Linked DNA regions of Mus musculus: region 1 is linked to region 2. The links are chromatin contacts, found by POLR2A ChIA-PET in ENCODE. All regions are on one chromosome and are shown on one strand. Each heading gives the region's core, a stretch centred on a gene start or an enhancer-like site at or near the end of the contact. The rest is flanking DNA. Distances are from core to core; before and after follow the strand shown. Region 1 overlaps Mta1 (metastasis associated 1). Region 2 holds the start of Tex22 (testis expressed gene 22).

What was found. ChIA-PET counts read pairs that join two places held with the same protein, here RNA polymerase II (POLR2A).
Region 1: POLR2A ChIA-PET joins it to region 2 with 10 read pairs in embryonic stem cell. The contact joins the enhancer-like site here to the promoter of Tex22 in region 2. POLR2A ChIA-PET finds 5 or more read pairs at or near these places in 3 of 5 experiments (Patski and embryonic stem cell).

What each region holds. Positions count from the first base shown.
Region 1 is chr12:113,127,875-113,134,087 of GRCm38, forward strand. Mta1 (metastasis associated 1) reads left to right here. Exons shown (of 21, transcript NM_001364622.1): 9 at 158-346; 10 at 2,246-2,320; 11 at 2,660-2,718; 12 at 3,011-3,126; 13 at 3,442-3,593; 14 at 3,699-3,888; 15 at 4,014-4,103; 16 at 5,311-5,463; 17 at 5,667-5,702. Among named protein-coding and RNA genes, the nearest start is that of F930026P19Rik, 9.2 kb to the right of the region's middle. Within about 2 kb of position 4,940, at least 3 of the 3 ENCODE cell types and tissues checked have a DNase peak (open chromatin) inside an H3K27ac peak, as active enhancers do.
Region 2 is chr12:113,072,443-113,077,877 of GRCm38, forward strand. It overlaps Tex22 (testis expressed gene 22), which reads left to right and starts at 2,060. Exons shown (of 3, transcript NM_001361919.1): 1 at 2,060-2,417; 2 at 2,802-2,994. The coding sequence starts at 2,839. Pacs2 (phosphofurin acidic cluster sorting protein 2) reads left to right here. Exons shown (of 24, transcript NM_001081170.1): 24 at 1-1,959.

The DNA.
Region 1 (6,213 bases), core at 3,690-6,189, 58 kb after region 2:
CCCGCCCCCAACTCCCCCCGGGAGGGGCTTGGCAGCTACTAGATTGTCACCTTGAGACCTGAAGGGGTGGGGGTGGGGGGTCACATCTTGGATGCAGGAAGACACTCCTTAGAGCCTGGGGACAGCCTGGTCCCAGGGGAACCCTGCTGTCTTGCAGTTCCATGCTATGGACACGCTGCACAAGAACATCTACGACATCTCCAAGGCCATCTCGGCCCTCGTGCCCCAGGGTGGGCCAGTGCTCTGCCGCGATGAGATGGAGGAGTGGTCCGCATCAGAAGCCAACCTTTTTGAGGAAGCTCTGGAAAAATATGGGAAAGATTTCACCGACATTCAACAAGATTTTGTAAGTGCTTAAGCAGGTTGGGGGAGTGGCTATCAGGCCCCATCTCTCAATGGCCAGGCCTCTGCCCTCTCAGTCCAGGGATGGTGTGGCTAGCAGTGAACATTGGGCAGGCACAGCAGCTCACTGGAGCTAGGATACTGCTGTGGAGGAGGTTCTCTTGGAAGCATCCTCAAGACTTAACAGTTGCCCAAACTTGTTTTTGGTTTTGTTGTTGTTGTTGTTGTTCTTAAGCTGAACCTCACTCCTGTGTGCAGTTCTAGCAAGTCTTCAGGGTCTTTAATGTGGGAGAGCTGAGTTCTCAGAGGTCCCCCCACCCATACCCCACACCCCAAAAAAACTTCCCAAAAGACTGAATAGTGTTAAACTTGACTAAAAGCCTACAGGCACTCTGGAGTGCATATCTGTTATCTGTATGAGGTGAGGTAGCTGGGCCACCTTCATACAGCCTTGAGGAGGTGGCGTTTCTAGGATCCAGGGTGTAGTAAGCGGACTGTATGGACACTAAGTGGACTCCAATGGACATTGGAGCGCTATGAAAATAGCAAGACTGACTGAGCATGGTGAAACGTGCCTGTAATCCTAGCACTGAGAAGGCTGAGGCAGGAGGATCCAGCCTGGGAAACTGCTACAAACAAACAAGTCAGCTCATTAGCAAACCGGAACCAGGGTGGCAGAGCTGGGAGCATGCAGAGTGCTGATGTAGGCTGGAGGCCTGAAGGGGTGGACCTGGCGGGGGCTCGGGTGCTGGTCACTCCCAGGGCCACAGTACCCACAGCTCAACGACCTGGGGTGCAACTGGATTAAAAAAATACCAACCAAATGACGTGAGCAGAGCCTCTTAGATGAAAGTAGCACTAGGAAGACAGTGATGAGAACTGAGCTGGCAGCTCTGGAGAGTCTCTGTGCTTCTAGACATGGTTCAACAGGTAAACTGAGTCTGTCGGACTCTGGAGAGAAGCTTGCCGGAGAGCAAGGCTGACTGGGCGAGAGGATCGAGTGAACCAGGCACAGAAACAGGGCTCTACCGAACACAGGCAGACTCACCTTTGCATAGCTCATGCCACTCAACACTTCATGAGTCTGCTCACAGGAAATTGTTCGTAGATAAAGCTCAAAGATCTAAAGAGACAATGTTTGCAGGTGACATTTAACCAGCACACAGCCTTTAAAGACTGAAGTTGCCAGCCTTGGTGTGTAGCTCAGTGGGAGAACGCATCCCTTGTATGTAGGACACCCTGGTTCTGATCCCTGCCACTGCCAACAGACCGACCAAACAGTAACTCAGGGGAGAAGACGAAACTTGAGTGATGTAGCTGGTGGCCCAGGGAGCACTGGAAGGAGGCACAGGGTTAGGGGCTTGTAGCTGTGTGCTGAAAGAGAGAAACCTTAGGTGCTTGACACTGGAAAGAAACACATAACGGGAAGGACAAAGAACATGGAAAAGTCGCCCTGGAGCTCAGTAACCCAGAGAAGCGGGAGGTTTGGCGTTCCAGCCAAGGAGTTAAGAATGTGGGCCGTGGGGAGGCCTCTCATTCAAGCCCCTGAGAATGGGTGATTCCAACAAATTCACCCCTCTCTGGTTCTGGAAGCTGAGAAGTCCTGGTTGAGGGACTTGAGCCGATCTTGTCCATACATCTCTGATTCTTGGTAAGAACAGAACCAAGTTATGGTCATCTCCTTCCAGGCATAATGGTAATTGTTTTAGCTTGGATTTTCAGGGAAGAGCAAGGTCAACCAGATACCTGCTATGGTCTTGCTGTGTTTAATGAACACTGGGGGCGGGGTGCCGTTAGTGGGAGACCTGATGTGATACCCAGCACTGCCTCTGCCACTCTTCTCCTTCGCCTGTGTGGGCAGCAGCCCTGTTCTGCCACCCATCGTGTTGCCTTGTCCCCGCAGCTCCCATGGAAGTCGCTCACCAGCATCATTGAGTATTACTACATGTGGAAGACCACCGACAGATACGTCCAGCAGGTAGACCATCCACTCTCGCACCACGCTATCCGTCCTCTCCAATCCCCACATAGCCACATTACATTTGTTCATACTTTCCCAGCGGCCTCCCCTTAAGCCCTAGAGCAAAGAGGAAGGAGCTGGGGTCACTAGAGGACTCACAGACTGGGAGGAAGGGACATTCCTCACCCTTAGCCAGCCTGGTACCCCCACTTCCTGGGCCTAGGTTGGCCAGGGAGGGCCATGCAAGTTTTCCCTAAGGATGCCAGTGATGGAGAAACAAATGGTGACCCCTCCCTGTGGCCTCCCAGCTTCCCTGGCCAGCCTGGTGACCTCCCTCACCCTCTGTTTTGTTTAAAGAAACGCTTGAAAGCAGCTGAAGCTGAGAGCAAGTTAAAGCAGGTTTATATTCCCAACTAGTAAGTCCTATTTCATGTTCCTGGGGCGGGTCAGGGTGGGCGGTGGGTGTAGGACTCCAGGTTTGGCAGCCTCCAGAGTTGAGCTGAAGAACCTCTGCCACCCTTCTCATGAGCTTGCTCCACTGGGGAGGAGGGATCAGGATTTAAGCTTTTTTGGCTCAGGAGTTAATCTGGGTTTAGTGCTAAGCATTTTGGGCTATGGCAGCTGAAACACAGTGGACAGAGGAACAGGGATGTCTGTGGGGATCCAGACACCCCAGGGCACCTGTGACTGATCCCTCTCCTCCATCAGTAACAAGCCCAACCCAAACCAGATCAGCGCCAGCAGTGTCAAGGCCACTGTAGTGAATGGCACAGGGACACCAGGCCAGAGCCCCGGGGCCGGTCGGGCCTGCGAGAGCTGTTACAGTAAGTGCTGTCCCGGCTGGCACCCACCCTGGGCAGCAGGGGCCACGGGAATGGATGCTACTGTGTGGCCCCTGAAGGCTCCTGCGCCCAAACCTGGAATGACTCACCATAGTGGGGCTGCAGTGGTGGTGGTGGTGGCGGCGGGGGGTGGGATGGGGTAGTTTGGAAGAGTTCCTCAGGAGTATGAGGTTGGCCTCCTTTGGTCCTGAGCCAGGAGTTGGGGTGGCTGTGGTGGCGGTGGGGACACTGTGGGATGCTCTCTGCACCGTTGGTCCTGCTTAAGAATCCGTCTATTTCCAACTTTGTTGTCCGTAGCCACACAGTCTTACCAGTGGTATTCTTGGGGTCCCCCTAACATGCAGTGTCGCCTCTGCGCATCTTGTTGGACATATTGGAAGAAATATGGTGGCTTGAAAATGCCAACCCGGTTAGATGGAGAGAGGCCGGGACCAAACCGCAATAACATGGTAAGTGGGACACACCATACTGATCTGCCACCTGCTGCATGTCAGCCTCGGGTCCTTGGCTTCCAGTCACAGTGCTATATTGGGGCACCGTGCCCCATTCCACAGAGTCCCCATGGCATCCCAGCTCGGAGCAGTGGGAGCCCCAAGTTTGCCATGAAGACAAGGCAGGCCTTCTACCTGCATACTACCAAGTTGACACGCATTGCCCGGCGCTTGTGCCGTGAGATCCTACGCCCATGGCATGCTGCCCGCCACCCCTACATGCCCATCAACAGCGCAGCAATCAAGGCTGAATGTGAGTCTTCCCCTGTTCTCTTTCTTGGGCCTAGCAGGAGCCACACTCAGGCAGAGTGTCCAGGTTGGGGTACAGGTTCTTGGGGAACATGGTTCTTCACCGTACCTTGTCCTGTCCTTGTACAGGCACAGCACGGCTGCCCGAAGCCTCCCAGAGCCCACTGGTGCTGAAGCAGGTAGTACGGAAGCCCCTGGAGGCCGTGCTCCGGTATCTTGGTAAGCTCAACGGCTGACTTAGGTTTCTGGCTTTGCTCCTCGCACCCCATCTAGGGTCACTGAGTGGTCACCCGGCTTACACTAGGCGGGCGTGCCCGGCTCAGGAGCACCCACAGAGAGCTGTGCTCGTCCTGTCCTCCAGGTCCTGGGTCCCAGAGCCTCTGGCTTTAACCTTCCTGCCATACTCTGTGTCCTGACTAAAAGTTTCTGTTTGAGACAGGGTCTTTCTTTGTACCTAGCCCTGGCTATCCTGGAACTATGTAGACCAGGCTGGCCTCAAACCCGAGATCCTCCTGCCTCTTCCTCCAAAGCGCTGGGATTAAAGGCGTGCACCACCACTGACTTCTGACTCGGGTTTATACCAGGCAGAACCCTACCAACAGAGCCCGGGCTCAGTGGACACCTGCTGCTGCAAGGGGGTCTCTCCCTAACATAAGGCAGCATTGGAGGCTTTCTGGGAGCCCCTGTTGTCAAGGTGCTGGTCTGGCTGGCAGCCTTGCAGGGATAGCTCCTTGCTTGTGTTTGTTTGTGGACTGTTGACTTCTCGGCAGTGCCCCTGGCCATTTAGGAGTGACACATCATAGGAGGCTGTGGCAGACACTTGGGGTCACTTGTTTGTAGGGTTTGAGTGGACTTGAGTCAGTCTGCCAGCATGGAGTGAACAGTCCTTCTAGAAAGGACATTCCAGAACCATAAGCTAAGTGTGTTCATTGCAGACACAAGTGCCTGGCTTTGCTCCCTGGGTCCTAGGCCCCAGGACTAGCCTCACCCAGGAGGGTGTGGTCAGTGCCAGGGCCTGCCTTCTGTGGGGTGGGTCCTTGCTTGGGCCAGCCAGGCTGCTCAATGTCTGGCCAGTAGCCAGTCTTCTGCCATCAGACCCGGTGGCCTGGATGTGGAGGCTGTCTGATGGAACTCGTGTGTTTATGGGCAGTGTCTGGATCTTGTAAGCTCTTGGCACTTACACAGCTATCCTGTAGCTAGCCTAGCAGTGGGCTAGGCTCTACTTGGCTGCCGCCCTTCCTGAAGATATCCTAGATAGCCTTCCTGCTAAGGGTGCTTTGATCCCTGGTTTCAGTGAGCTCTGGTAACATAGGGCTGCTTCCTTCTGGCCTAATCAATGGGGCTGTAGGGTAGGAACGTATTGTTACTGCATGGACCCTCCTGTACTGCGTTTCTGAACCACACCCTTACCCTTTCATTTCCACAGAGACCCATCCCCGCCCGCCTAAGCCCGACCCCGTGAAGAGTTCATCCAGTGTGCTCAGCAGTCTGACCCCTGCCAAGTCAGCCCCTGTCATCAACAACGGCTCCCCTACCATCCTGGGCAAGAGGAGCTACGAGCAGCACAATGGGGTAGATGGTGAGTCTGAGCTTAAGGACTGGCCCTGTGAAGAGGCCAAGCCAGGCCTTCTGGGAGCTGCAGGGCTGGCCCTTGAAGGAAGCCAGGCCTCCTGAGGGCCATGGGACTAGGGCTAGCCCTGGAGCTCCACGTGACTCTTATTCAACCGGCTGTCTTAGTTGATGTTTTCTCTCCCTCTCTCTCCTGTTCCTGGGCACTGCCAGGCAACATGAAGAAGCGCCTCTTGATGCCCAGTAGGGGTAAGGCCTGGGGCGGCCGCTGGCGGGGTGCTGTGGCCTAGTCCTGTCGTGATGCCTGTGTGTACTGTCTGCTAGCAGACTGGGCGGTTCAGGGCACGTATAGGGGCAGTCCACACAGACCCAGGCCACAGCCCATACTTCCGTGCCCCTGTAGACTTGTCTCTTGGTAGAGGACCCATGAACCCTGGGTCTCTGGCCATGGCCTGTCTTGGCCTGAGCCGTGGATGGACTGTCCTTGCACGAGGCCCCTGGTGCCCCCACTGCTATTGCGCTGTGACTGCTCGCATGCCTTCAGCCTTGCTTGTAGGGCCGCTAGTGCTACCTGCAATTTTTGTGTGCCCTGCCTGATGGGACTGTAGGGATGGGTTGGTGGCTGAGCTTACATACGGCCCTTGTGTCTGCTGAGGATCAGCTGGAGTCTGCTGATGGGGTAAGGGTTGTGGGGCACAAGCCTGCTCTGGCTGTGAGGGACAGCACCAAGTCTCGATGTCAGTGTGGGAAACAGCAGCCA
Region 2 (5,435 bases), core at 810-3,309:
AGGTTGTAAACTGGAAACAGGCATCTAGAGGTTGTGTGTGTGTGCCATGTGGGATCTGAGCTGAGAATTGAGGTTGTAAACTGGAAACAGGCATCTAGAGGTTGTGTGTGTGTGTGTGTGTGTGTGTGTGTGTGTGTGTGTGTGTGTGTGTGTGTGTGTGTGTGAGAGAGAGAGAGAGAGAGATTTGTTTGTAGCCCGTGAAGGCTCCAGCATGCTGGTCTGACTACAAAGGCCACCTCCCTTACAGGACTAGGTCTAGCCAAGCCAAGCTCCTCATAGCCACCTGGATCTGGTTCTTGGTGGCAGCTCCACCATTTTCCCATCCAACTTGAAAGGGTTGTGCTGGTGTCCGACAGCTCAGGTCATCCTGGCTGTACACGCTCCACCAGACTCATGAAGGGGTCACTGCCTCAGTCCTAATTTTCTTAAGAATCCTTTCTCCCCGAGGTATCTAATTAGAAGAGTTCCTGTCACCCTGGAAGCTAGGGCTCTCTCGGGGGCTCTGGTGGTCCATTGGGAAGCATGGTGTCTGAAGAATGGTGTCTCGACCTTGAGACCTTCCTAAGAGTATGTTGAGAAAATTGTCGAGAGCAGGACAGGCTGAGTTTGAGGACTGCTCGCCCTTCCTGGGGTGAAAGATGGCAGGTTTTTATTTACTTACCTCCCTTATTGACTTGCTGAACAGGGTCTATTTGTCCTGGATAATAGGTCCCCAGGTCCCTGGGTCCAGGGCTTCTTAGTGGAACTCCTGGTGAGGTATTCTCTGAAAAGATCTTGTGCTGAGTCAGGCCACTGTAATCCTTGGAGCCTAAGAGCCTAGTTTACCTGCCCCTTGTGTTTTTTCCCAAAAGTCAACCTTCATATGAAACATTTGACCTAGATTTCTAGCCTTGAGGCCACAGGGGTTCAAGCTCTTGCCTGAGGGCAGCCCTTTTCCAGAACCTTCCCCTGTACATACGTGCTCCTTCCTTGACTGGTTCCAGGGGTCTGACTTTACACACACAAGAGGAAGGTGTAGGCAGCGTCTTTGTCCCACAGCTGGCCCAGGGTGGAGTCAGGAAAGCCTAGCACCTGAGCACCATACACCTTCCCCCCAACCCCCACCATGGCAGTGCTAGGTGCAGACCTAGACAGCAGTCCTTCCTCCCTGTGCCTCACTCCCCCAGTGGTTAGAGAGATGGTCCATTTTCCTTGCCTACCTCATGGAGCTGTAATGAGAAGTCATGGAGAAGCACTTTGTCCCTTTGAAGGATGACACCAAAGCCCCCCTGACAGGCAGTGCAGTGGTACGAACCGCAGAGTGTGTTTGCATCCGAAGCTCTGAGGCATCACCCTCAGAGCCTGCCAGTCTTAGAGGTCCCTGTCAAGCAACACCAGTTGCCATTGCTCATTGCTGTCAGTTGGGGGCCCTGCCTCTACCTTCAAGTTGGTTCCTGCCACCACCCTCTGAGTACGCAGCTCAGTATCACTGTAAAGGTACCAGTGCTGGGAGGTGGGGGTGGGGAGGCGTGGGGAGGCGGGAGGCTCAGCCCTGAAGCAATGGCTTGCCCTAGCCTTATCCTGCAAGCCTCACTTCTTCCTCTAGCCTCCATCTCAAATGAATTCCGCATAAAAACGTCCTGGCACTTCTCCCCAGGGCCAGGGTACTTGCTCCCTAAATCCCTGTGCCCTTCAGAGACTGCTCTGTCCTGGAAGGGGGCCAGCAGAAGCTGACAGCCTTGCGTGAGGATGACTCCGTTCGCTTCTGCAGACTGCCCAGCGCGCTGTGACTGATTTCTAGAGTGTGTATGTTGCTAGTTTTGTTTTTGTTTTTTTAATAAAAAGCAGGATTCATGTAAATAGCTTTTTTTGGGAGCAGATACTGATCTGTCCCATGCGACCATGTGGACGATTTCAAGGTGCTGAAGCGACACTAATAAACTGACGGCGCTCAGGCCGCCCACTGCTGTGATTTCTCTGAATGTGTTGGGGCCATGCGGCTTGAACGCTGGGGCGCACGCGTGGAGGGGGCGGAAGCGGCCGCGGAGGGCGGGGTCTGTAGGACGGAAGCTCCGTCCCTCTTCCCTAGAGCTCTGTCCTTGGATCCAGCTTTCTCAGGCTGGTGCTGAAGGTCCTAAGTCAGCCTCACCAGCCAGCTCTGTTTACCTGGACCCACATGAGCGTTCACAGGCCACACGACCCTCCACTCCCTGTGCAGACCCTTCTGAGCCTGGGCTCACCGGCTGATCCATTGTCAACCGGAGCTCATTAAGCCCCCCTCATCTGTCCCGGAGCCTACAGAGCCCTTCCCAGAGCCCTCTGGGCGAGCTCTGCATCCGCGTGGGAGCGGGTGACCCAACTCCCACATACCTTCACTGCTGCCCTTAACTGACTTCCACAGTTCATACCCACGGAGAGGGTGGGAAATGAGAGCTCAGGTTGGCGCTGAGCCTGGGCCTTGTGTGGTAGGGTTGTCCAAGACAGGAGGAGGCCTATTGAGGGTGGGATCCTAGGACTGAAGAGCTTGTCAGGACCGCAGAAGGAGCGCCCCCTGCGAGGAAAAGCAGACCAGGTGGTTCGGTGAGAGCAGAGAAGGCTAGGCTAGCATCTATTTCTAGGCTACTGCTGTCCCTGGGGGGATGCTGGTGCGGAGGATAATGGCCACAAGACCTGGGAGAGAAAGTCACAAGGGACCCCGCTACTCGGCAAGAGTAGTCACTAGGTAGAAGGCGGCCCCAGCAGGGCCTGCCATCATCTGCTTTAGGGATCTGCCGTGGCAGCAGGAACCCTGCTCAGTTCCCTTCCTGCACCTTGCCCCACAGCCCTAGTCGAGGGAACTGCAACCTGCTGTACTTAGAGATGGACAGCAGGCAACAGCGCCCCCAGAGGAAGACGCTACAGTGGCAGCTTGCTCAAGAGCAAAGACAACAGTCACCCCCACAGGGGCTTGCCGTGGCCTCCAGCCAGCCAGACACCAAGAGCAAGCCTCAGGACGACTTGCAGACCCAAGACTGGGTAAGCAGTTAGGAGAGTCTTCCGAGAACCCAGGCTTTTAGGTGGACTGGTTGGAAAGGGACACCGAGAATGGGCCTCTGGGACAAGAGGAAAGGACTGAATGGGACTGGAGGAAACATTTAGTTTTTAGGGCTTGCTTCTCCAACTACTCAGGCTAGGCTCGGAGGTAGACTTCCTCTGGTGGACACCAGGCAGAGAGAGGTCGCCTAAGGTCAGAAGGAGTGTGCCACACATACCCACATCAGCTCGTGCAGTGTCCCTGACCCCTGCTTTGAGGTCCCTCCAAAGGTGACAACTGTCCTGCAGGGCTGACCAGTAGCCCCTTCCGCTTTCATAAGGCAGGGCATTCTAGATGGTAAAGATGCTAACGTGTCATCTCTTGGGAGAGGCTTGCTTATGAATAGGCACAGATGTATGGATTTTATATTGGTGACATAATGGTGAAGAATCAGAGCTCTATGGTTGAAGGGACACCAGACTCCTGGTTGGGGACAAAGTCACTTCAGTGTCTGCCACACCTTGACTTCATTTGGAATTGACTCCCATTTCAAGTTCCTGTGCCTCCTCCCTCCACAGTTTCCAAGCCCTGCTAGTGACTCTGTCCTTGAGGGATGTCCAGGCTGCCTTCCCTAACCTTGTCCTGAGTCACTTCTCTCCTTTCGTGTCCCCTCAGTATGGATTGTGCTTCCTCAGCCAGGTCTGTCTCCTGTTTCCTCCCACAGAGATCCTGGCCTAGCTAACATCAGTTCCTTGTTCCTCCCTTCCCAGCCTGAGCCTTAGAGAAACTTTCTTTGCAACGTAACTTGTCTTCAGCCCGCAGTAACACTCATGCTACCTCATAGAATGCAGTAACCTTGGCCTGAGGCGAGAGTTGGAGAAAACTGTCCTAGCAGAAGGTCTTTAGATGGCCAGTTTAGCCACTGTACAGTACTTTCTGATAGTCTGGCCAGCATGCTCTGAACACTGGAGAGAAGCAGGCAGGAGGCTTGGGATGGCTCTAGGCTGAACCCCACTAGGGACCTTCCTCACCCTCCCCGGCCTGCCAAGGAGCACAGACATGCAAAACCAGCCTCATGTGGAGAGCCTGTGATTGTCCTCGTCAGTCCGAAAGAATCTTCTGGAATTTTACACAGTACAGTGTCCAGAAGTTGGTAGGCTCAGGAGCCACAACAGCAGATAGGAGCATCGAGGGAAGACAGTCCTCACCCTTTATGACAGCAGTGAGACTTAGGAAATATGCAAAATCTGCTCAAGATGAACTTTTTTTTTTGGGGGGGGTTTTCGAGACAGGGTTTCTCTGTGTAGCCCTGGCTGTCCTGGAACTCACTTTGTAGACCAGGCTGGCCTCAAACTCAGAAATCCGCCTGCTTCTGCCTCCCGAGTACTGGGATTAAAGGTGTGCGCCACCACGACCGGCTCAAGATGAACTTTTTACCACCAGCTCCTGAAGAGAACCGAAAAGGCTTGAATGATAAGAGAGAGATGCTGGGTTCCTGGAGAGCGATGTGAGATTAGGTGGGTGCTTTCCGAGGCATTTCACAGCTCAGCATGTACGTAAAACCATTACATGTTGCAAGGCATGGCAGTGTACAGCTTCCTAGCATGTGGGAAGCAGAGGCAGGAAGATTCTGTGAGTTCAAGGCCAGCCTGGTGTACATAGAGATTTCCAGGCCAGCCAGAGTTACCCTGTTTCAAAACAATAACAACAAAACAAAGCAAAAATAAAGACAATTAAAAAAATAAGCCGGGCCAGGCATGGTGGTGCACGCCTTTAATCCCAGCACTCAGGAGGCAGAGACAGGTGGATTTCTGAGTTCGAGGCCAGCCTGGTCTACAAAGTGAGTTCCAGGACAGCCAGAGCTACACAGAGAAACCCTGTCTCAAAAAAAAAAAAAAAAAAAAAAAAAAAAAAAAAAAAAGCAAGCCGGATGTCTCTCTTGTCTTAAAGCTAAGCCCATATGGAAAAATAAGAGTAGCTGGGCTAGCTTCAGCCTGGGAGATGGGAATTCATAGTGTAAGCCTTTGCCATTGTCAAGAAAAGAAGCTTAAATAGCCAGATAGGGGGGAAAAAAAAACAGTTGATATTGGAACAATATAATGTCTGCCTAGAAAATCCACAAAACAGCTAAAACTATAAAAGAGAAAGATTGGTTATATGACTGTTGTAACTTAGGTGTCTCAATACACTAAACCAGGAAATATGAAAAGATTCCATTCACTTTAGCAACAGAAATTATGAGGTCCTTCTAATTATGTGTTGCCTTTTACGAGGAACACGGAAAGTTCTGCTAGTTACAAACATGAAGTTCTCCTGTGGAAGCAGATCTCATCACTGGGTGGACGCGTGTAATGTTTTTAACCTGCCAGTTTGCCCTAAAATAATTAAGTGGTACCCCTATTTGGGAAGAGGGGCACGGGTTTTGGTTTTGGTTTTTCGAAAC